Linked DNA regions of Homo sapiens: regions 1 and 2 are each linked to region 3. A link is a loop called in an ENCODE intact Hi-C map of the cell type or tissue named here. Cell type or tissue: CD4-positive, alpha-beta T cell. All regions are shown on one strand.

Region 1 (8,000 bases), 660 kb before region 3:
GGGTTTTTATAGTTTGGAGTTTTGCATTTAAGTATTTAATCAGTCTCGAGTTAATTTTAGTATAAGGTGTAAGGAAGAAGTCTAGTTTCATTTTTTTTTTTTTTTTTTTTTTTTTTTGCGTGTGGCTAGCCAGTTCTCCCAACACCATTTATTGAATAGGGAATCCTTTCCCCATTGCTTGTTTTTGTCAGGTTTGTCAAAAATCAGATGTTTGAAGGTATGTGGTCTTATATCTGAGTTTTCTATTCTGTTGCTTTGGTCTATGTGTCTGTTTTTGTACCAGTACCATGCTCTTTTAATTACTGTAGCCTTGTAGTAAGTATAGTTTGAGGTTGGGTAGCGTGATAACCTCCAGCTTTGTTCTTTTTGCCTAGGATTGTCTTGGCTATTCAGACTCTTTTTTGGTTCTATATGAATTTTAAAATATTTTTTTCTAATTCTGTGACGAATGTCAATGTTAGTTTAATGGGAATTGCATGGAATCTATAAATTGCTTAGGGCAGTAGGGCCATTTTAACAATACTGATTCTTTTCATCCATGAGCATGGAATATTTTTCTATTTGTTTGTGTCCTCTCTGATTTCTTTGAGAAGTGGTTTATAATTCTTGAAGAGGTCCTTCATTTCCCTTGCTAGCTGTATTTCCAGGTGTCTTATTCTTTTACTAGCAATTGTGAATGGGAGTTCATTCATGATTTGGTTTTCTGCTTGCCTGTTGTTGGTGTATAGGAATGCTAGTGATTTTTGCACATTCATTTTATATCCTGAGACTTTGCTGAAGTTGCTTATTAGCTTAAGAAGCTTTTGTGCTGAGGCGATGCGGGTTTCTATATATGTCATCTGCAAACAAAGATAACTTTACTTCCTCTTTTCCTACTTTTTTCCTTTATTTTTTTCTTTTGCCTGATTGCCATGGCCAGAACTTCCAATACTATCTTGAATAGGAGTGGTGAGAGAGGGCATTCTTTTCTTATGCCAGTGTTCAAGGGGAATGCTTCTGGCTTTTGCCCATTCAGTATGTTATTGGCTACAGGTTTGTCATGTATGGCTCTTACTATTTTTAGCTATGTTCCTTCAATACCTAGTTTATTGAGAGACTTTAACATGAATGGATGTTGAATTTTATTGAAGTCGTTTTCTGCATCTATTGAGATAATTATATGGTTTTTATCTTTAGTTCCATTTATGTGATGAATCACATTTATTGATTTGTGCGTGTTGACCCAATCTTGCATCCCTGGGATGAAGCCAACTTGATCATGGTGGATAAGCTTTTTGATGAGCCACTGTATTCTGTTTCTTAGTATTTTATTGAAGATTTTTGCATCAATGTTCATCAGGGATATTATCCTGAAGTTTCCTTTTTATGTTGTATCTCTGCCAGGTTTTGGTATCATGATGATACTGGCCTCATAAAATGAGTTAGGAAGGAGTTCCTCCTTTGCAATTTTTTGAAATAGTTTCAGTAGAAATGGTACCAGCTTTTCTTAAGATATTTAAGTGATGGATTTGAAAATGGAAGACAGAGTCGTGAGATAAGAAGTACATGCAGTCCCTAGAAGTTGGAAAAGCCAAAGAAACATTTTCCTAGAACATCCAGAAGGAATGCAGCCCTGTCAGCATGTTGTTCCCATGACTTCTGACTTTCTGAATATAAGATAATAAATTTGGGTTGCTTTAAGGCGCCAAATTTGTGGTGATTTGTTATAATAGTAATAGAAAATTAATACCCATGTCAATAATCACAATAATGCAAATGGTCTGAACATCTCAATTAAAGGGCATAACTTTTCAGATTGGATGAAAAAGCAAGACTTAGCATATGCTTGCTCCCACTTTAATGTATGAAACAAATTGGTTAAAACAAAACAATAAAAAATATATCACCTGATAACACTAAGGAAAAGCAAGCTGGGATAACTATCGATATAAGAGAAAACCATTTTTAGAACAAGGAAGATTGCCAGACAAAAGAGAGTCATTTGAAAATAACAGGGTCAATTAAAAATGACATAACATTTATTAATACTTATCAATCTAAAACAGAGTTTTAAAATTAATCAAGGAAAATGATAAAAATGTAAAGAGAAATACAAAATCTAAAATTATAATCAGATTTTAAACATCCTTTCTCAATAGAAAAATTATGAAAAAGGTTACTAAATATGTAGAAAATTTAAACAATACTATCAATTTGACCTAATTGATATTTATGAAACACTTCACTTAGGTACAGTAGAAAAGCACTGTTTAAAATGTAGACCAGATTTTATTACCTAAAACAAATCTCAGTAAATTTAAAAGTATTCAAGTCATACACAGTATGTTCTCCAACTACAAAGAAATTCCATTTAAATCAATAACAGAACAATATCTGGAAAATCATCAAATATTTAGATAGTAAATAATGCTTCTGAACAATTCAAGAGTTCAAGTAAAAAATCAAATGGGAAATTAAAATGTATTTTGAATTGAAAGAAAATTAAAATTCAACATATCAAAATTTGCGGGAAGTAGAGGACACAGCACTCAGGAAATATTGTAGCACTAAGCACTTGGGAGAAAAAGAAGAAAGTTCTTACATTGTTGAGCTCAGTTTACAAATTAAGAATCTAGAAAAATAAAATCAAATGAATCTCAAAGTAGATTGAGTAGATAGAATAATAAAAACAGCAGTTTAATAAAATCAAAACAAGGAAAAAATAGAAGAGAAAACCAAGGAAATCAAACAATCAAATTTATCTGCTTATCTACCACTTAGGATATGAAAGAGGAGAAGAGGAAGAAGGAAAAAGAGAAGGAGCTTCAATGCAAACAAGATCCTGTCTGTCTCAGGGAGTTACTTGCAGACACTTTTGGAATAATGTATGGCCCACGGGAGGAACTCAATAAGTAGTCGGTGAATAAATTAATTAATATTTCATTGAATATATTCTTATAAGAGCATCCTTTTTTTCTGATTAAATAGCATGAGGCATTAGATAGAAAGCATTCTGTGTTCCCAGGTGTGGTGTTGTGGCAAAATATTTTGTGATTAAAAAAAATACTCTCCATAGTTTTTGACATAATGAAACATCATTTTGTTAAATTTTTCCTAGCACAATGTATTATGCAATTGTAGAGAACACGCAGAGCAAAATGAAGGCTGGTCTTAAGTATATGCTACATGAGAAGAGTGAACACTGCCTATAGAACATCTATCCAAACTTCAAGCAAGCAACAAAAGCATTCAGGTGTATTTTAAAATTTAATTTTACTTTTATGTAATGTTTCACTTGTACTTGCCTGTTATGGGGATCACATTATGGATATGTCTAGCAAAAAAAAATGCTATTTCTTGTACAATACACCTGTGCAGAATCACAAGAATTCATGCTACTTCTTTGAAAATATACTATTCAAGGAATATATAGTATTTTACAAATAAGAATATTTTCTTATTGATTCTTATTTAAAAATTCTACATTTTAATTATCTATGGACATTTTATTTTCAAGAGATAAGTTTCTTTAAGGTATTTAATGTCTCTAATCTATGGTTGCTAATTTAAGCTAACGGTTTTCCAAATCTACAGAACTTCACCATATTTAGTATTATGTGAGCAAACCTAAATATACATTTATTAAAATAAATGTAAGATAAATGCATGTTTTAAGTAAAATGTTCTCTTTTAAACTGTCTTAAGCAATGGAGAATATTAACGACTACTTTAGCCAGGAAAATTAGATTCAATCATTCTGTAAAGACACTAGTTTATTAATTTTTCCCTAGTCACATCACAATAATGTCTATTTCCGTGTGAAAGTGCTTAAACTGTAAAAGTAAACAGAATAAAGTGCACAGCAGTTAAGAACCTAACAGATGCATAATTTTGATAATTATTGCACACTTCATTTAACCATAACACAATCACACATCAGCCTGGTCTTTTCTAAAAATATTTGAATATGAAAATACTTTGTTTTCAGCAGCATATTTTACCACTAGGTGGTAGTATCTCCTTTATTCTTCATTGAAATGGCATTCAGCATCTGAAGATCACAATTTCTGTTTATAGATTTAAATAGTGATGAATCAAAGAAAACGCATTATTTGCAGTGAAATTTTGCTTCTTAACCCTCGATATTCTGTAAGACTTCGGCTTTATTTCATGTTTCCAGGAGTCTGGTAAAGATGTACGAGTTAAATGTATTTACAATGGTTATTGTTGATGTTTGTTATTATTAAAAGAATAGGAATGTCATTGAGTTTCTTAATATCTTGAGAGTGGTCTAGACAATATGTATTGCCCCAGATTGAAATAACATCACTCTGTACAGCTGGATTATTTTGATACTTAGGTTATAATTTACAGACTTTCTATCTCACCACCCCTACAAAAATAATTGCTCTTCTATAAATGTTCTACTTGGTGAGAAGGATCAACATTTCAGTATTTTCAAAACAGCAGAAAACACAATGTAATATAATTTATTTTTTTAGTTAAGTATAACAAAAGATTTTACGGGGATATTAGTGAGCTATTTCTCTTCCCTGCTCTTTTCTTTTAATCGGTGTTTATATTGGTTCTAAAGAAGTCCTGAGAATACCTATGACATTGTTATTTTCAATAGTTACCACCATACATTTTATGCAATGTTTTTGGAAATGTGATCTATTTCTACAGATTTACTTATTATGAAAAATTAAACATTCTTAATATGAAATATTGGTAAATTTTTAGAAAGTTATGCTTCTCAAATACAAATGATATATATGTAAACCAGGATAAACAAACTGGAGAACAATTAGGCAATATGTTTGTATTTTGAAAAGATAAATGAGTACTGAATATATATTTCCAAAGAAATATTCAGAAAGAGTGAACAAATCGGCCGTAAAGATGTCTAGTATAGTATTATTTACAACAGTAAAACATTTGATACAATCTCAATATTCAGTAATAAGAACTTGTCAATTTTTCATGATACGTCATACAATGGGAAATAAATATGAAAATACTATTAGATAAGAATATTTATCAACATGAAAAATTTATGGTTAAAAATCAAACTAAATTTTTTAAAACATTAAGAAAATGACTTTTGTAAAATATACTGATGTGTTTATACCTATGTGTGTATCTAAACCCATATGTATAACATCATGCCTCCAAATATTTTTTTGGGTTGGCATATCTGGAAAACAACATTGGCCTTCAGATTAGCTACAATAATAAAATACTTAACTAAATACAGGTATTTCAGAAATTTATTTTTAGAAAATCAACATCAATTAGATTTTCAGGATACTCTAATCAATGATATAGTTTGGACGTGGAATGAGAAAGCACATATTATATCATATCATCCATATTATATCATATCTCATATCATATTCTATCATATCTCATATCATATCTCATATTATATCATATCTCATATTATATCTCATATCATATTATATCATATATCATATCATATATCATATCATATTATATCATATATCATATCTCATATCATATTATATCATATCTCATATGAGATATGATATAATATCATATCATCCATAGAATAAATGATTAAAAACTTAGAGTGGATAGTTAACATAGTAACGGCAAAGTGCAAATCCGATATAGAATAAATTAGGGAATCTCAATCTAAAAGTCGATTTTCAGATGCATATAAGTCCATTTGTCTTTCTTTTGGTACTATGACTAGCAAACTCTTCCTAAGCTCCTCTTAGGTAGAGAACACTAGACATGATGAAAATCTATTATGCATTTTGCAGTACAAGAATCTCAAATAATAAAGTTTACTTCAGCATCCCTAGTAGACACGGAAGGGGCTGCAAGCAGGTGCCGAACTTCATTTGACAATTTTCAGAGTAGGAAGGAAATGAAATGTCAAGGCTAAAGGAAAATAATTATTCTTGCAACTTCCACAAGCATGTTGTCTCTTCTTATCAATTCTTATTTCTAATTACATATGAAGTGTGTACACAAACTAATGTTTACCAAAGAAAACTCTTGAGTATAAGGCCAGTTTCATGTTTTTTTCGTTGTTAATTATTTTTTGATAACTTATTTAATCTACACTTATGAGTGCTCACTTGAAAAACAGAATATCTCATACCACCCTTTTTATATTCATGTTCTTTTCGTAAATTGGTTAGGTGATTTCTACTTCATTTCACAACAACAGTTTTAGTTTCAGTTTTCAAATTTCTGTTTTTTTAATTTGGTACCATTTTAATCCTCATAGCAACCACTTTTTTTTTTTTTTTTTTTTTTTAGACATAATCTCACTCTGTCGCCAGGCTGGAGTGCAGTGGCTCAATCTTGGCTCACTGCAATCTTTGCCTCCTGGGTTCCAGCGATTCTCTTGCCTCAGCCTCCCAAGTAGCTGGGACTACAGGCGTGCACCACCACGCCCGGCTAATTTTTGTATTTTTAGTAGAGACAGTGTTTCACCATGTTGGCCAGGATGGTCTCAATCTCCTGACCCCATGACCTGCCCGTCTTGGCCTCCCAAAGTGCTGGGATTGCAGGCATGAGCCACTGCGCCCAGCCCATAAGCATCCACTTTTATGACACACAATTTGAACATTTAGAAGTCAGTCATGATATTAAAGACTTTACATTATCTCATAATCTACACATTATCCATTTCTGTTTTATTAAAGTAATTAAAATGTTGTTGCCTATTTTAAAGGCATAGGATGATTTTTTTCATAAAATTTTGTAACCTCTTTAAATCACATTTTAGTTGACAAATTACTCTAGGGAGCACAGGCTCTGAGTGAATAGAAAATATCAAATAGCAAAAGCTGTAACTCATTTGTTATCCTTATATTTCAACTAAGCAATTATACTTGATTGAATTACTGTCTATTCACTTAGAATATGACTAAATGATATAGTTGCCACATTTTGAACCAAATTCTGGTTCAAATTATATTGAATTTTTATTTTTGAGACAGGAGTTTCTGTTTAAATAAAAATACACTTTGCATAGCTCAAGCACCTATGTCTTATTCAAATCTCATATAGTTAACAGGTATCCATTTCTAAACAATATTTTTACAAAATAAATGCTCTTCAGATGACACCATTTCATTTCAGGATCTTCGCTAATGAATTTGTCAGTTGTTGTTTGTAATTATTTATGAGCCATTAGCTCAATGTTGTTATTACATCCTGACAACAGTGACATTTTAAAGAGCTTTGGATAATAAAATACACTTCTTATATACAATGCAATGTATTCTCCATTATTTTTATAACAACATGTCTCTAGAAACCAGAATTTCTAATGTCTCCCAATACAATCGTTTGCCATGAAGCAGCGGTTCCTTCTCAAAGTGTTTGTTGTGCCCCAACCAGTAGCACCAGCATAACCTGGGAGTTTCTAAAAATAAAACATTATCGGGACCCCCTTTTACTGAATTAATCAGAAGCATTGGCAATGGAGCTCAGCAATCCATATTTTAATACTTCTCCCAGGTGACTATGATGCATATGGCAATTTAATAGCTATTGTTATATATTTAAAAGAGAGGTAAATAGTGTTTAATTATTATGTTAGTAATGTATGCTTTATGAGATACTCAAAGTTTTCACTTTAAATTACAAAGGATCTGTTAAATTTATGAATGATTAACCTGTAGGTTCAACTGTCCAATATTAGCTCAAATGCTAAACTGTAGAGAATAATAGTGCAGGAGGTGTCACCATACTGCTTCTTCTAGAAACATAGCACGTAGTTGATGCATGTAACAAAGACACATGTTTGAATTTCAGTTTTTTATTAAATGAGAAACATTCTAAGGTTTTCTAGAAAACCATTTACAGTAGGTTAATTTTCTCCCAAGACAACTGTGCCTAAAGACATTCATAAGTAAAAGAAATAATTTTCTGATAATGATTTACCAGGTTCTCCTTGGCAGGGCAGTCTGATGGCCACATTTCAATTAGGACTTGGTGGTACAGTCACCACGAAGAAATAAATGTCACCTGTAGCC
Region 2 (8,000 bases), 1.5 Mb before region 3:
TAGAAGGCTATAAAGAAACTAAAGACACAAAAGTTATAGGATTTCTAAGAAACAAAGGTTGTCTTTTTGTATAATTGTCTCATGTAGAGAAAACAGAAAAGAAGATTATTCCCCACCCTTAAGAACATGAAAGTAGAAAAGAATGGTTTCTAAAAAGGGTTTTCCTTGAGACTCTGCCACCATAACTTGTGACCTTTTAAGGTATTTCTAAGTATTTACAAATTGAGCATACTATGTCCTAGAATGTTCTTTGAGCAGAAATTTTGGTACATAAAATTATTTATTTGGAGTTTGGTTTAAGGCAAAGAACAGGTTGAAATATATGAAAGTACAAAATTCAGAGAATTAAGTGAAGATGAGCTGAATATTCTGAAGGTTGTGTTAGTCCATTTTCATACTGCTATGAAGAAATACCTGAGACTGGGTAATTTTCTTAAAAAAAGAGGTTTAATGGACTCACAATTCCACATGGCTGTGGAACTGTAATGCCTCACGATCATGGCGGAAAGCGAAGGAGGAGCAAAGGCACATCTTACATGGTGGCAGGCAACAGAGCGTGTGCAGGGGAACTGCCTTTTATAAAACCATCGGATCTCGTGAGATGTATTCACTATCAGGAGAACAGCACGGGAAAAATCCACGACCATGATTAAATTACCTCCCACTGGGTCCCTCCCTTGGCATGTGGGGATTATGGAAGTTACAATTCAAGATAAGATTTGGATGGGGACACAGCCAAACCATATCAAAGGTATTTGGATCCTGTTTAAATATATGTTATAAAGTCTTTGCTAGTTTAAAGGGAAAAGAGAAAAAACTGATGGCAAAAGGAAGCCGATGAAAGGGGCCATATGAGGAGACTAACCAAAAGGAAATAGTCAATTAAAGACATTTGGAAAATTTACCTAGATGGAGTACTATAGGATTTGGACACTCTGCTGGATACTGAATACACAGGATTAGGATAAAATCAATGCTGTTGAAGAATAACTGTAATATGCAGCAGCTAACATTTATTAAGCATTTATTATATACTCATTTATGTATTACAACAGCCTGACGAAGTAGGTATTATCTCAATGCTACAGATGGTGCAGTGAGATTAGGTAACTTGTCCAAGGTTACACAGGTAGCCAGTGAGCCCACTATAACATGCTGTCTCCTTAAGTGTTGTTAGGGAGAAATATGATTTATTAGGCAGTGTTGGCTGAGTTATGTGTGGTAACATATGACTCCAAAAATTTTAGTAATCTATAATAACACAGTTTTTTTGTTTGTTTGGTTTGGTTTTGGTTTTGGTTTTCTGTTTTTTTTTGTTTTTTGTTTTCTTTTTAAATTTCATTGCAGGACAGTTGCTCTGATTCATTTCTGGACTTCAGTGGAAGAAGCAGCCCTTATTTAGGATATTGTTAGTCTTTGGCAGAGGGAATACAAAGCAATGGAAGGGTGATGTGATGGCTCCGAAAGCTTCTGTTGGATGTAGAATATAAAGTTTGCTCACCTTTTTTAATCCAAAGTAAGCCATGCGGCAAACCTGACAGTGGGGTGAGGAGTGAAATGTTCCCACTAGGGAGGGTCTTTAGAGGGCCCATACAGAGAGTTTAGGTTCTTTGTCTTTTGTTTTTGTTTGTTTTTATCGTGTGAATCTTTAGCTTTACAAGGAAGAGAATCAATGAATGGTTGGTCTGACTTCATTTCACACTGAGGAGTTAATAGTATGACCCAAAAAGTTAATCCCTACACTGTCAGTTTGGGAGTGGCAGGTGGCAGAGAGTTACGCACACGGGAGACAATGCAAGGGAGGGCGCTACCTCTCATAGTGATCAGTAAGGGTAGTGAGACAGCCAAGTGGAAAGGGGTCCACAGAGAAGCTTCAGGCAGCCTGCACACTGGGAAGAGTGAGCACTGGGGTGGAGCCACAGAAGTTTGCACCGTTTGCAGTGGGGAGGAGGCTGACCCCTCCTCTTCCCGGGTGGAAACCGGGATTCAATCTGTGAGGAGGGAAGCATGTATAGCAGGACTCTCTCTCTGCTGAGTCCGTTTCCCATTTTTTCCTTTTTGCCCCATAAATTCCATTTTTCTCACCCTTTAAAGTGTCTGTGAGCCTAATATTTCATGGCTGTGTGACAAGGACCTGGCTTTTAGGTGAACTAAGGAGAAAATCCTACAACAGTAGGACTAGGGCATAGCCAAAATCCAAACACAGCAAAATCCACACAACCAAAATCTTTGCTAAGCAAGGCACCTGGGAAAAAAACCTGTCTCAACAGTAAGTCAGGCCACATCAGACATAAGCTAAAGGCTGGCCTGAGTGAGAGCTGGTAGGGAAGGAGAGATGAAGCAAGATGATAGGAAACAAGATCTGGTTAGGGCTGAAGGTCAGTTCAGCTATCAAGGGCGGGGGAAGCCAGTTTTTGAGGAGGTCACTTCAAGCCTTGAGTTCCTTTGTCTAACCCCCTGTTCTCCTGGCTGTTTCCCATTAATTTTTGGGGAATGTGCTATGAACTGATGGGCACAGATGTGTGTAAAACAGAGACGGTTATAGACAGTCCTATTTATTCAAATGTGACAGGATGATGGACCTAGTCATATCCATAGAACCAATTATAAGCTAAACCCATGCAGGTAGTTAGGTGGAACAGACACATTTAAAAACGAAGAGCACTTTAATTCTTGAATTAATGTTAAATTCAGCCTGAATTTATTGGATAAATGTCTCATTTCATGTAAGTAAATCTAACTAAAGACTTTAACTAAATCTAACTAATGACTCTAACTAAAGCTATTTCCACAGAGATGTAAATTGTTCTTGATGAATACAATGAAAGCAAGTAATAATCGCTTTTTGGAACTTAGAACAAATTCACTTCAGGTGAAGGTTAAGCACTTGAGAATAAGACAATTATTTTTCCTTTCAAATACTAAAGAGTTGCAAAAACTCTGGTGATAAATTGGAACATTTGGGAAATGAAGGCAACAGTAAGATTTAATTTATTGCCCATGTGTAAGAATTCTAAGTTTTGCACATTCCTTGTAATCTTTTCCTATATACATGTAAAAACTGTGTAATTACATAGTTTAAAATTTCACTGTAATATAGCATGTTCCATAAATGATTTTTCAGGTTCTAGGACAGTCCTTATGATTATAATGGTTGCAAAATAGTTCACTGCATAGAGTTAACCTAATTTAATTTATTATTTTTATTATTAAACATGTAGTTTCTTTCAGCTTATTATCATTATTAACAATACTGCAGTAAATGGCCACATGGAACCTACATGTTTCTTTGTTTTGGATTTTTTTCATTGCAATACATGTCCTAAATTGGGATTACTGGGTCAAAGGTTATAAAATTTTAATGACTATGCAAACTGACTTAAAAATAACTACAAATAATTTAACAAAAACATGTGGGTATGTAATCCACTGAATTCTCGCTTGCTTTAGAAATTATATTTAAAGGTCACATAAATTGACTAATTAATATTGTAGAAAAAAATGATACTTTGTGTTAATTTGTGTGTCTGAATACTTGTGAGGCTAAACACTGTCCCGTAGGTTGCTTTAGCCAACAGAAGGAGTTATAATTCTTTCATTCGGTAATTGGACAAATATTTTTTGAGCGCCTACAATGTGCCAGGCAGTTTTTTTTGTTTGTTTGTTTCAGAGCACACAGCAGTGAAGTAAACAAACTCCCTTGCCCTCATGGATTTTATATTCTATGGTAAAAAAGACAATAAACACAATAAGTATTAAAATTATGTAGTATGTTAGAATAACTGCAGTAAAAAATAAAGTAAGATAAAAATAATAAGGAGTTTGTTAGCAGAAGTTGCATTTCTAAATATGGTGGTCATTGAAAAACAAACATTTGAACAAAGACTTGAAAGAGGTGGAGTAGGTCCCATATGGTATCAGAGGAAAGTGTTGCAGCCAGGGATGTTAAGTTGTAGAAGACCCTAAGGGGACCATGTGTGAGGTGTTGCAGGAGAATCAGGGAGGCCAGTTTGGCTAGAGTGAAGTGAAATCTTTGATGTGATGAAGTGATGATCTTTGATGAAATCTAGTAATGCTTATTTGTTTCATAGGAGAAAAACAAGGAGAGAAAAATCTAAACCCAGCAGAAGAGAAAGTTTAAGAAAGCGGTCGTCGCCAATACCAAAATTAGCTATGATATTCAGGAAGAAAAAAATGGAAACACGATAACCACAGTCAATAAAGACCAAGGCCACATTCCATTGACCAGAGCTCAGCCACGCGCCACACCTGGCTAAAGAGACTCTGGCTGAAGAATTCCCTGAATATTTTAATGTAGCTCTAGGTTATAACACAGAACAACCACAAGGTGGCAGAAGAACTCCATTCTTGTAAATCTCTTAGTTGCTTCTTTATTTCATCTTCCCTATTCCATCTAATGTTCCCTGAATTTTACTATTTTGTTGGTTTGAAAATATGTGTGACTTACGTCCTTTAAAGGATTTGGTTCGTAAGGTTTTGAATAGACTGGAATATAAAACATTTATAGAAAAGAAAAATACCTACAGTATGATGTTAGTGAACTATTAATAATCCAATTAAATAAAATATATTTGCTTTGGATTAATACATATTTTGTTTTGATGTTTGCTAAATAAAACTAAGCATTAGGAGGCCAAATAGCCACAATGAACATTTTCATATTATTTAATAAGCCAGTTTCAAGGCATACATGCTAAATTTGTTCTTAAGGAAAAGTTGAATTTTTGCTTTCATGAAATTACAAACTCTAAGGCAATTTTACACGTGTAAATCCAATGTGTTCTGAAGTTTAAAGTGTCAAAGGCTGTTGGATTTAAACAGATCTTGTATGACTCTCTGTTTCATCTCTTCAGAGGTTGATAGTAAGCAACTTTGGCAGCAACTCACAGCTTCTGCTGTAACATGAGGCTAATAATGACGACTTTATAAGGTTGTTGCAAAGAGTCAGGGATGCCACAAGCAACGTTCTTTATATATGCAGAATTTTAAAAATAAAGTAAATAAAAATATTCCTTCCTCTATTCCCCATTTTTCTAACATTATTTGCAACTGGTGTTTTAATGCAAGACCAAAGGCTAAAATATACATGTAGCTAGCAGAATCAAAACCTAGATCAGATGTTCAAAAGCATCATGCTGCTAAAAGATTTCAGAGTCTAAAACCTGTGCTCACTCTTCTGAAACATCTTTCCACTTCCTGTTTAAAAAAAAACGTGATATTCTTTGAAGCTCATTTTTTGGGCTTCATGTGTTGTAATTATACATTTGTTATATAGGGTATATGATGACTTACGCTCTAAGGTATTATTCAGTACATTGTAGAAAAAGGAGAATAAAGAATGTTGTTTGTCAGTAGGCAGCTCTGTCCTCTTTATCCTTGACTGTAATTTACTAAAGAGCTGACAAAATTACAGCACAGGCAGCAATTCACCATATTACCCTGCAGACAGCCAAGAGACTGACATTGAGATGATGCGTTTTAACTTGGGTCCATGTAAGGAACCTGATGGGGTTATATGAATTCTTTTCTGTACTATGAAAAAATGAAGTTGCTAATAAGAAGGAGGTACAAAAGTGTGTACTCTGCGCAAGGCTACTGATAAAGATGCTACAGGGATGCGTGGAAACCCAATATGTAACACTGAAATGGCTTTTGATTCATTTGTATTTGGTCTCAGACAAGAAAATAGATTAAGAAAAGGTCTGAAAAAATGGAGCACTAGGAAAAATGATAGGAAATTTTGTGTTGTTGATAGTTATCTAATATGAAATACACGTTTGTAATATTTTGACATATATGATTTAATACAACTATATTTTGTAATAAATATCTTTAATTCTAAGGATTGAAAATCTTAAAAGGATCTAAATTTTATAGTTATAGCTGTTTTGTTTCAATAGGCTGATGGACTTGGAAATTCCAGGTTTCTTAAACATATTCGATGAACTTGAAAAGCAGGGGGAGATACTTTCAGATGGCCTTGAATGGGAGCGGGGGGACCCTGGATTTCACTGGACACATCTTTCTTCCTTTCTTCTCTGTAGTTTGGGACCTCTTCTTCTCAACTAGTCAGCAATTATAAGAATGAAAATTACCAGCCGGGCGCGATGGCTCACGCCTGTAATCCCAGCCCTTTGGGAGGCCAAGGCGGGGGGATCACGAGGTCAGAAGATCGAGACCATCCTGGCTAACACGGTGAAACCCCGTCTCTACTAAAAAATACAAAGAATCAGCCGGGCATGGTGGCGGGTGCCTGTAGTCCCAGCTACTCAGGAGACTGAGGCAGGAGAATGGTGTGAATCCGGGAGGCTTATGTTGCAGTGACTGCACTCCAGCCTGGGCGACAGAGCGAGACTCTGTCTCAAAAAAAAAAAAAAAAAAAAAAAAGAATGAAAATTACCTTAGCAGCTATTCAGAGTAGGTCCAAAAGATAATCAAATAAAGAAGATTTCAGTATTCTCAAGGTGGAAGAGACAATGTCTTTGCATCTGCAGTTGGAAAGCCTGGAGTAATCTCCTTCCACTGTGGAAATCCCTTCTGTCCTCAAGGTCTCAAGCATATGATACCTTCATGATGGATTTCCTGACTCTTGGAGTTAAAACGTTCCGTCCCTTGCCTGCACTCACGTAGCCATTAGTTTATCAGGTGTTACATCCTCAAACAGAGCTGCTAGGCCACGTGTGCTCTTTACATACAACCTCTGACGCTGGCTAATGACTACTGGGCTGGCATTTTTCTCAATTCTTAAGAAAAACCAAAACCAGTTTGGTTTTCTTTTTAAGTAGTGGTAAAATAGACATCATGTAAAATCTACTATTCTAACCATTTTTAAGTGTACAATTCAGTGGCATTAAGTACACTCACATTATTATGTAATTATCACTACTCAACAGTTTTTTGTGTGGATTTTTCAGGGTTTTCTAAATATATAATCCTATCATCTGTGAACAGAGATAAATTTAATTCTTCATTTCCAATTTTATTTCCTTTTTTAGAACTTCTAATATTATGTTGAATAGAAGTCAGAAAAAAATGTGTGATTATACTTCTATGAAGCACCTAGAAGTCAAATTCACAGAGCTAGGAAGTAGAATAGTCTACGAAGGGCTTCGGAGAGGGGTAATGAGAGTTATGGTTTAACGGGTACAGTTTCAGTTTGTGTTGATGAAAACATTTTGGGCATGGAATATGAGCTTTTGTCTTAGGTTCTGATTTCAGAGAAAAATGGCCAATATATGCTGCTTTTGTTTTGCTCATGGCTAGAAAACTGGGGTCTGGGAACCAAGGGATGGAAGTGGGATTGGCCTTTTTCACTATCACTTCCAGTGATACACTTTGGGAGAATATTCATCTTCACAGCCTTAGGATCTTCCAGAATAAAATGTCTGGTTTCTCATGGGTATAACACACCTATGGGAGGACACAGTAAGAGTTCCAGTGAATGAAGCTACTCTACCCCTGGTCACTCTTGAATCCCCAAATCAGAGGATCAGTAGGCAAAAAGGGGGTGTTCTATATTGGTAGGATAATTGAGTCTGATTATTGCATGAGGACTGATGTTGCATCATGGTATCTGGTAGGAGTAGCTCTGGAATTTGGAAATTCACTGGGTTATCTTTGGATGCCTCCATGTTCATTGACAACTATAAATGAGAAATTGAGCAACCTTGGCCCAACCAAGATGAGACAAATAAAAACTAAGGTTTCTCAAGGATGAAGGTCTGGGTTATCCAACCAGAAAAGCCTCGAGCTGCCAAAATACTGGTCAAGGCAAACTGAAAATAGATGATGAAGAAGATTGATGGTGGATATTAGTTATGGCCTCAGGTTGATGACAGCATCAGGGACTGGCCCATCAATCCTTTATACTATGCCCCTGTAGACACCGGGGTTGGTTGGAGATTGAAGAGGCCTCTGTAACACTTGGGACTTAAGAGAAGCCATGCCAGACTGCTGCTTTTTGTCTTATATTGAAGGGA
Region 3 (8,000 bases):
GAAACCACAAAAAACGCTTTCTCTAAAGGTTTGCTCCTGCTCCCTCTGCCTCCCTTGCCCTCCACCTTCAACCAATAACAAAGACAAAAGGCATGTTTTTCATCCTCATGCTCAGTACCTTCGAAAAGATCAGTGTTGTTTTCCTCTAATCCATTTTCTGTTTTACTGCCAGAATGATCTTTCAAAGAAGGAAATCTGGTAATATCTTAACCTGATTAGAATCCTTCAGTGACTTTTCATTGATCTTACTATAAAAACCAGTCTTCTTACAGTGCTTCTAAAAATCGTTGATGCTCCAACCCTTTCTTGCCTCACTGGTCCCTACCACTCTCATTCATTATTCTCTACATTATATATATATATATATATATATATATATATATATATATATATATATATGTGTGTGTGTGTGTGTGTGTGTGTGTGTGTATAATTTTTTTTTTTTTCTTTTCTGAGATGGAGTTTCGCTCTTGTTGCCCAGGCTGCAGTGCAGTGGCGTGATCTTGACTCACTGCAACCTCTGCCTTTCTGTTTCAAGCGATTCTCCTGCCTCAGCCTCCCAAGTAGCTGGGATTGCAGGTGCCCGCCACCATGCCTGGCTAGTTTTTGTATTTTTTTTAGTAGAGACGGGGATTCACCATGTTGGCCAGGCTGGCCTCGAATTCCTGACCTCGTGATCCACCCGCCCTGGCCTCCCAAAATGTTGAGATTACAGGTGTGAGCCATTATATTTCTTTTAGTTTATCAAATGCAGATGTTTTGCTTCTTGATTCTTGTTTTTCTACTTTTGAGTATATACTACCCTAGCTTTTTTTTCTGGCCCATTCTTACCCATTATTTAAGTATATATTTAAACATTCCACCTCTTGAAAAGCTTTTCTTTACTATTTTAAATTAGGTAATGTTTTTCTCCCATTGACAGCTTATATTTCCCTTCCATAGTACTTAGTACACCATATCGCAATTGTTTGCTTAACTATCTGTTTTACCCTTAGACCCAAAGCCTGTGCTATCCGTTCAATAGAAACATAATGCAAGCCACAAATGAAGCCACACATTTCCTTAAAAATTTTCTAGCAGCAGTATTTTTTAAATTGAAACAGATGAAATGAGTTAATGTGTCATTTAGCCCAATATATCCAAAATATAATTATTCCAACATGTAATCAATATAAAATTATCAATTCAATACTTTGTCTTTTTTCATACTATCATTGAAAAATTGACTATCTTATGCTTTCAGCAAGTCTCAATTTGGAGTAGCCATATTTCAAGAGCTCAGTAGCCACACGTGGCTAGGGGTTATCATACTGTGTCCGGAATTGGTTCCTTCCAGTGGGCTCTTGGTCTCGCTGACTTCAAGAACGCAGCTGCGGCCCCTCGCGGTGAGTGTTACAGTTCTTAAAGATGGTGTGTCCGGAGTTTATTCCTTCAGATGTTCAGATCTGTCTGGAGTTTCTTCCTTCGGGTGGGTTCGAGGTCTCACTGACTTCAGGAGTGAAGCCGGAGACCTTCGCAGTGAGTGTTAACAGCTCTTAATGGTGGTGCCTCTGGAGTTGTTTGTTCCTCCCGGTAGGTTCGTGGTGTTGCTGGCTTCAGGAGTGAAGCTGCAGACCTTCGTGGGGAGTGCTACAGCTCATAAAGGTAGCGCAGACCCAAATACTGAGCAGCAGCAAGACTTATTGCGAAGAGGGAAAGAACAAAACTTCCACAGCGTGGAGTAGCACCCAAGTGGGTTGCCTCCGTGGGCTCGGGTGGCCAGCGTTTATTCCCTTATTTGGCCCTGCCCACGTCCTGCTGATTGGTCCATTTTACAGAGCACTGACTGGTCCGTTTTACAGATCGCTGATTGGTCAGTTTTTACAGAGTGCTGATTGGAGCGTTTACAAACCTTTAGCTAGACACAGAGCGCAGATGGATGCATTTTTACAGATTGCTGATTGGTGCGTTTACAAACCTTTAGCTAGACAGAAAAGTTCTCCAAGTCCCCACTCACCCAGGAAGTCCAGCTGCCTTCACCTCTCAGTATTGCATGCTGCAGGTTTCAGCTCTGTAAAAGGAGTATCCTTACTTACCAGGTTCAGCATTCTACTTCCAATTACAGCAGAGCACTTGGCATTTAGAGCAGGCACTCAATACATGCAGGTGGATAAATAAGTAGATGAATGCTAGAATTTCTCTTTAAACATCATTTTAAAGTCTGTGATACATTGTTATAAGTTTAAAAATCAGCTTATGACCCACAAGATTTATTTTATGACTTCATTATTATATTAGTATTTACATTTAGAAAAACATTGTTATAGATATTTGGCTAGGGAGAATATAAGTCAATAATAATTTTTTTTAGTTACTTCAGTAATTATTTTGTTGTCATATTCTTCTGGATTAAAAAAATTCAACTATGAAAATCCTAGTAGGGCTCTGTGTTATTTCATAACCTAAATGCAGTTATTATTATTATTAATCACAAAATCAATAGTTAAAACCAGCTCCACAATAATTATTTGCAAAATATATAAAGGATATAGCACATTTTATCTTCTTCCGTTTTCTTAAATACTGGGTGATTGAAATTTACATTACCCAAATTATTATGATAGACATAAAATTCTGAAAGAGAACTAAAAAGACCTCTACTACTCACCTTCTCTTTTCCAGAGCTCTGCAATCTTCCTATGAACTAATTTTCTAGAGCCGGCTATGACTGGAAAAACTATGATTTTTTAAGGCTATTTTGTTCAACCTTGAGAAGATCTGGCTGATAGAAATAATATCAAATAATTCATAAACTTAACCAATGTTTGTTATGTATACATATTGCTCCAGTGCTGTGCAGGGACTGGTAATGAAAGTGACAGAGTAGTCATGGCTTCCTTTTTTTTATCTTATTCTTTTCATTTCCAAGTCTTTTTTTTATTTTATTATTATTATACTTTAAGTTTTAGGGTATATGTGCACAATGTGCAGGTTAGTTACATATGTATACATGTGGAAGTAGTCATGGCTTCTACCAAAGTGTGTTAGCAATTCTCTGCTCCTCGAGCTCATCCTCTTTGCTTCTGGGTTTTTTCCCTCACTGAAACCCATCTCTTCTCCCTAGAATAATGAATGCTTATTTGCCCATGCCCTGATGATGACAGGACTCTAAAGCAGTGACAGCTTCCTTTTCCTAGTCTCTTGCAAAGATTCTATGTCAGCTTTAACCCAAACTTCTTCTGTACTTTGGTTGTGTCATCCCTTCCTGCCCATTATCACCCTTTACTGAACCTCGACATTTCTCCTCACCTGTCAAAGTCTTTTGCTCCCATTTCACCAGGTCCTCTCCACTCAAACTCTTGTTCTCACCTTGAAGACTCGAGTATCTGACAGTAGATTAATCTGGAGACCTAGCTTCATGAAGGTTCTTTAGTGCCGTAACCTGATATAAATATACATATATATACATATATATATACCTTTTTCCAATGATTCAAATATATGTATATTTCAATGATTCAATAAAATATATAGAGTTTAATGATTCAATCTCTTAAGCACACATGTCTTACATCTCTTTCTGTTATCATGAATGTCCTACCTATTGAATGTTCAACCCTGGTATTCCACATTGGAATCATTAATAATCTTAATCCTTATCCTACCAATGTTACCCCTTGGACCCCAAAAGAGGGTCTTCTTTGCAAGGCCTTAGTCTTCCCTTTTTATACTACACCCCTTCTGAGGGGTGAAGAGTTTGTGGGGCCAAGTATAAGTGCTCACTTGGAGACCTTGCACCTCCTTCTCAGATTATACGCTGAATAACAGGATGCTGGAATTCCTGGCTTAACTGGCCTTGTTCCTGCCTCTGTAGCCTGCACAGATTTTTTATGAAGCTCTTTTCTCCTCAGAGGACCCATTTGTGGTATCCACGTCCTTAGACACAAGCCATTTGAGAAGGTTGTAAAGGATGTTGGGCACAAGAACCTGCGTGACACACGTGTGGTCAGATCTCCCTCAGCATGGGATGGAGCTGAGGCTGGGATGAGAGGAATGGACATCAGGGTCTAAGGAATGGCTCTTCCTGAACCACCACATATTGAAGTGGAACTTCCCTCTTTCATGCTTTTATAAGGATAAATTGTCAAAGTAGCATCAATCACATTGCATTAATAATTTGTCTTGATTTACTACTTTCAAATATTTAGGTAAGTAATAGAAGGAGCTCTAATAACATTCTGGCCCCGGGCACCTTAAATATTAGGGGTGGGTCTGCCAACCATGCTTACACGTCAGCCCTTACTCTAATCAATACTCTCTTGACTTCTATCTCTTTTAATGTCTATTAGCTTTTCTTTTGTCTAAGAACTTGGTTTTTCCAAAAAGCCTGGAGTTTATAATGCAGTTCCACCATAATCACTGTACCCTCCCTTCTGACGATGCTGTTCTTCTGATGTCCTTGCTATACAAAGCCCAAATGTGGTAGACTTTTGCCAGCTGCATTTATCAGTCCTATGCCCATCTTCTGAAAGCTGTTGGAAAAAAATGTATAATTTTGTGGGTTTCTGCCACTTCAATTTTATGATATTTAATTTTAGTTTTGTTCTACAAATCCTATAATACCACCCTTGTCAGATGTATTTCCCATCTGCCTGGCTATTTCAAAATTTTATCACTCTTCTCAAGTAGATAATTTTTGGCCTCCTCATCTTCAAGAGATTGCTTTTATTCTATTTCACAGTAAAAATCAAGACTTGAATGTGGAAAGACCCTAAACTCTTAAACATCAAATTATACATACATCTAAATGTTCTGACTTTCTTCCTTCTGGTTTTACAAGTTTGTCTTAAAACTTAATGTGGGTACTTTGTGATCTTTACTGCCACCTTCAGGATGGCCTCATCTACTGTTATCTTCTCCACACCACACTGCATTAAGTATCTCCTTTCTTTCCGATACCTTCAGCTTCTCTTCTCTCCTCTCTCTCTCTCTCTCTCCCTCTCTCATTTTCTCTCTCTCTGCCTGCTGACTTCAAATTGCTCTCAGATAGCAATATCAGAAAAAAAATTTCTTCATTTATGATATTATTTGAAGTGAAATTATCTTTTCTACTCATAGACATGCTCTTTAGGAAATTAACCAGCCACTGCCATTACCTTCTCCCTGTACCTTGATGGCTCAACATACTTCATCCCAGAACCAGCTCTTACTATTTCGCTGAAATTATTTTTTTATAAAGTCACCAGTGTCTTTACATGCACTAATCCAAAGGGTGCACTTCAGGCCTTATCTTACCTGACTTCTCTGCAACTTCTGATATATTGATCAAGTTTTTGATTATTGACACGCTTTTTTTGTTTTTTCTCTACTCCTGCTTCTTCCCTTATGTTTTAGACCTTCCCAAATCTCCAGCCCAGGAAAGAATACTTATTTTGGTGCATTTGGTGTGCAGCAGAGCTTGATCTTCTTCCCAGTTTTCTTTTCACTTTACAAATCTACTTGAGTCATCTCATTTAGACTGTAACCTTCAACTACCTGCTGACAACTAGTCACTTATCTTTTTTCCTGGATAGAAAACATCAGCCTTCCTAGACAGTTCTGGATCACCTGATTACTGACAATGTACATATTCCACAGAGTCCTCAAGCTGAATTCAGTCTTTTCATCCTACCTCATCAAAGCTTATACTGTCTTACGTATTTATTTTGGAAATTGGTGAAAGCCATCAACATCTTCCAGATTGTCTCAGATCTCTGTGGACAGTCTTTTTCTAGTCTCATTAGCAATGTTTCAACATCCACCAATTCCTTCTACTTCTGTGGCTCTATTCTGTTCTACTTTAGACACCTATCATCAATTAAATGGAATTCTCTCATAGTCTACTCTTATTTTTTGCTGGCATTACCTTCCTCCCAACTATACTATATACATGCATGACTTACTTTTCCAACAGTTAAGATAGGGCACATGCCTTCTTTCTTTAAAAGTGTTTAAGGATCTCCAGTTCTCTATTGCCTATAAAATAAAGTTTTATTTGTATCATGCTTAACTTGACATTGAGAGTTCCTATCATCCCAAGCTCCAACTTCTCATTCTTCTCCATCTGTCTCTTATACTCAAGCCATGCCAAAAACTACCTGCTTCCATATACCTATTCCTTTCATGCCTCTACACTTTGTCAGGTCATTTTATCTTTCTGAAACGTTTTGCCTTTTCCTTGTCTACCTGACAGAGTCATACATACTTTTCAATTTCAGCTGAAGCATTACCTATAAAAACTTGACTTCTCCAAGCAGACATAAGGTCATTTATCATGGTCCAATAATCTTGGTCCTGATTCCAATGTAGCAGGAATTACCATGTAATACCGAACAATTTTCACAGTGTATTTCAAATGCAATTGACCAAAATGCCAAATGTTGTATTCTAAGGGACCCAGTATCTGTTTCATTATTGCAAATAATTCTTGGAAAAAAATGAGATATTATGCTTCTCCCAGTTATCTCAGCTAAGACTATTTTCAAAGAACTGTTTTAAGTGTGTGGGTTATCACAATGTTCCATATACACTGTTTGCTAATCACTACATTCTAGACACTATGAAAATTCTTTCACATTCCTCCAAAATTATGTGTTAAGTCCATTGATGGAATAGGATAATGAATAAGGTTTACATCATGTCATCATAAAAAACTTCAAGTTGAATGTTAGTTAACACAGTTCTTAAAAGCACTTTGCCTAACCAATTATCAGAAATATCTTACTGGCTCCCTTATTTAAAAGCTTCAGTTTCCTGCTCCATTCCCTGGGATCTACTCTTTTTACAAATTTCCTGTTGCCTCTTTCACAGCTGTTTTTTTTGTTTTGTTTTTTGCTTAGACAACAATGGGCATTTTATTATTGAAATCATCAATACATTAATTAAGACCTAATATATCTGGAATATAATTGCATACAATTTTTTTTTAGCTTTTCAATCTTTATTTTTCTTCATTTTATATTTGACTGATACGCAGAAGACTTGTGCAGAAGAGTCTAGCTGTGTCTTTGTTTCAATGTCTTTTCCAGACTCTATACTTAAGGCTTCTTGTAATATATCTAATGATTTCAAGGTATTTTTTGAACAAAGACTGTTATTTTTCTAAAATGGGCTCTTGGACCATTTTTAGCCTACTTCACATTGACTGTGATCTTCTTGGGGTCACAGATAAAACTTTTCAAGTCTTTCCTCATAGAAATTTATACTACTTCCAATAAACATTTCTGAAACAAAAACGTATATGAATACAGTAAATATAAACCTAAAATGTTTGAGTGACAGTTGTATTTCATAATTCAGCTTTAATTAGGTGAAGAATATAAATATTAAAATTAATATAAGTATTACTTCTTAATTATTTTATGAAAACTAAAATTTCCTCTAAGTTGTTCAGAGTATTTCAAAATTTTAGGAACTTCCAATATTTTAATTTTCACTGTTGTTTTTAGTATTGGTTAAATAGATAATAGGTGAGATTTATATGCTCTTCTCTGTTCCTGTTGTGTTATCATTAAATTAGACTCTTTTGGTATGTACTTTAATATAATACTACTGTTTTATTTTATTTTATTTTATTTTATTGAGATGGAGTCTTACTCTCTTGCTGAGGCAGGAGTGCAGTGGAACGATTTTGGCTCGCTGCAACCTCCACCTCCCGGGTTCAAGTGACTCTTCTGCCTCAGTGTCCCAAGTAGCTAAGAATACAAGTGCCCACCACCCCACCCAGCTAATTTTGGTATTTTCAGTAGAGACGGGGTTTCATCATGTTGGCCAGGCTGGTCTTGAATTCCTGACCTCAAGCAATTCGCCCACCTCGACCTCTCAAGATGCTGGGATTATAGGCATGAGCCACCGCGCCTGGCCAATACTAATGTTTTATAATTACACTTTGTCAAAAGATCTAGAATTCTATGACTATTTTCAACAACTTTTGATAATATATTAATAATAATGATAAAATGACAACAATAATAACATAATAA

What was found. Peaks named below come from ENCODE experiments on the same cell type or tissue, not always from the same donor. Only the 100,000 strongest peaks of a DNase experiment are listed, where the experiment ranks them.
Region 1: a loop joins it to region 3, with 12 times the contacts of the local background. A loop is called at or near these places in 33 of 110 quality-filtered maps.
Region 2: it touches region 3 in a loop (26-fold over the local background); 17 of 110 quality-filtered maps call a loop at or near these places.

What each region holds. Positions count from the first base shown.
Region 1 is chr21:24,510,297-24,518,296 of GRCh38, reverse strand. The region is part of intron 1 of LINC01684 (long intergenic non-protein coding RNA 1684); the gene reads right to left. Among named protein-coding and RNA genes, the nearest start is that of LINC01684, 86 kb to the right of the region's middle. In CD4-positive, alpha-beta T cell, CTCF peaks have their summits at 3,796 and 4,002 (motif pointing right); no DNase peak of the experiment used is centred here.
Region 2 is chr21:25,382,430-25,390,429 of GRCh38, reverse strand. LINC00158 (long intergenic non-protein coding RNA 158) reads left to right here. Exons shown (of 5, transcript NR_024027.2): 5 at 4,092-4,610. Among named protein-coding and RNA genes, the nearest start is that of LINC00158, 45 kb to the left of the region's middle. In CD4-positive, alpha-beta T cell, a CTCF peak has its summit at 4,356 (motif pointing right); a DNase peak (open chromatin) is centred at 4,359.
Region 3 is chr21:23,850,856-23,858,855 of GRCh38, reverse strand. LOC105372750 (a long non-coding RNA gene) reads right to left here. Exons shown (of 4, transcript XR_937613.2): 2 at 3,289-3,421. Among named protein-coding and RNA genes, the nearest start is that of LINC01689, 470 kb to the left of the region's middle. In CD4-positive, alpha-beta T cell, no CTCF peak of the experiment used is centred here; a DNase peak (open chromatin) is centred at 4,865.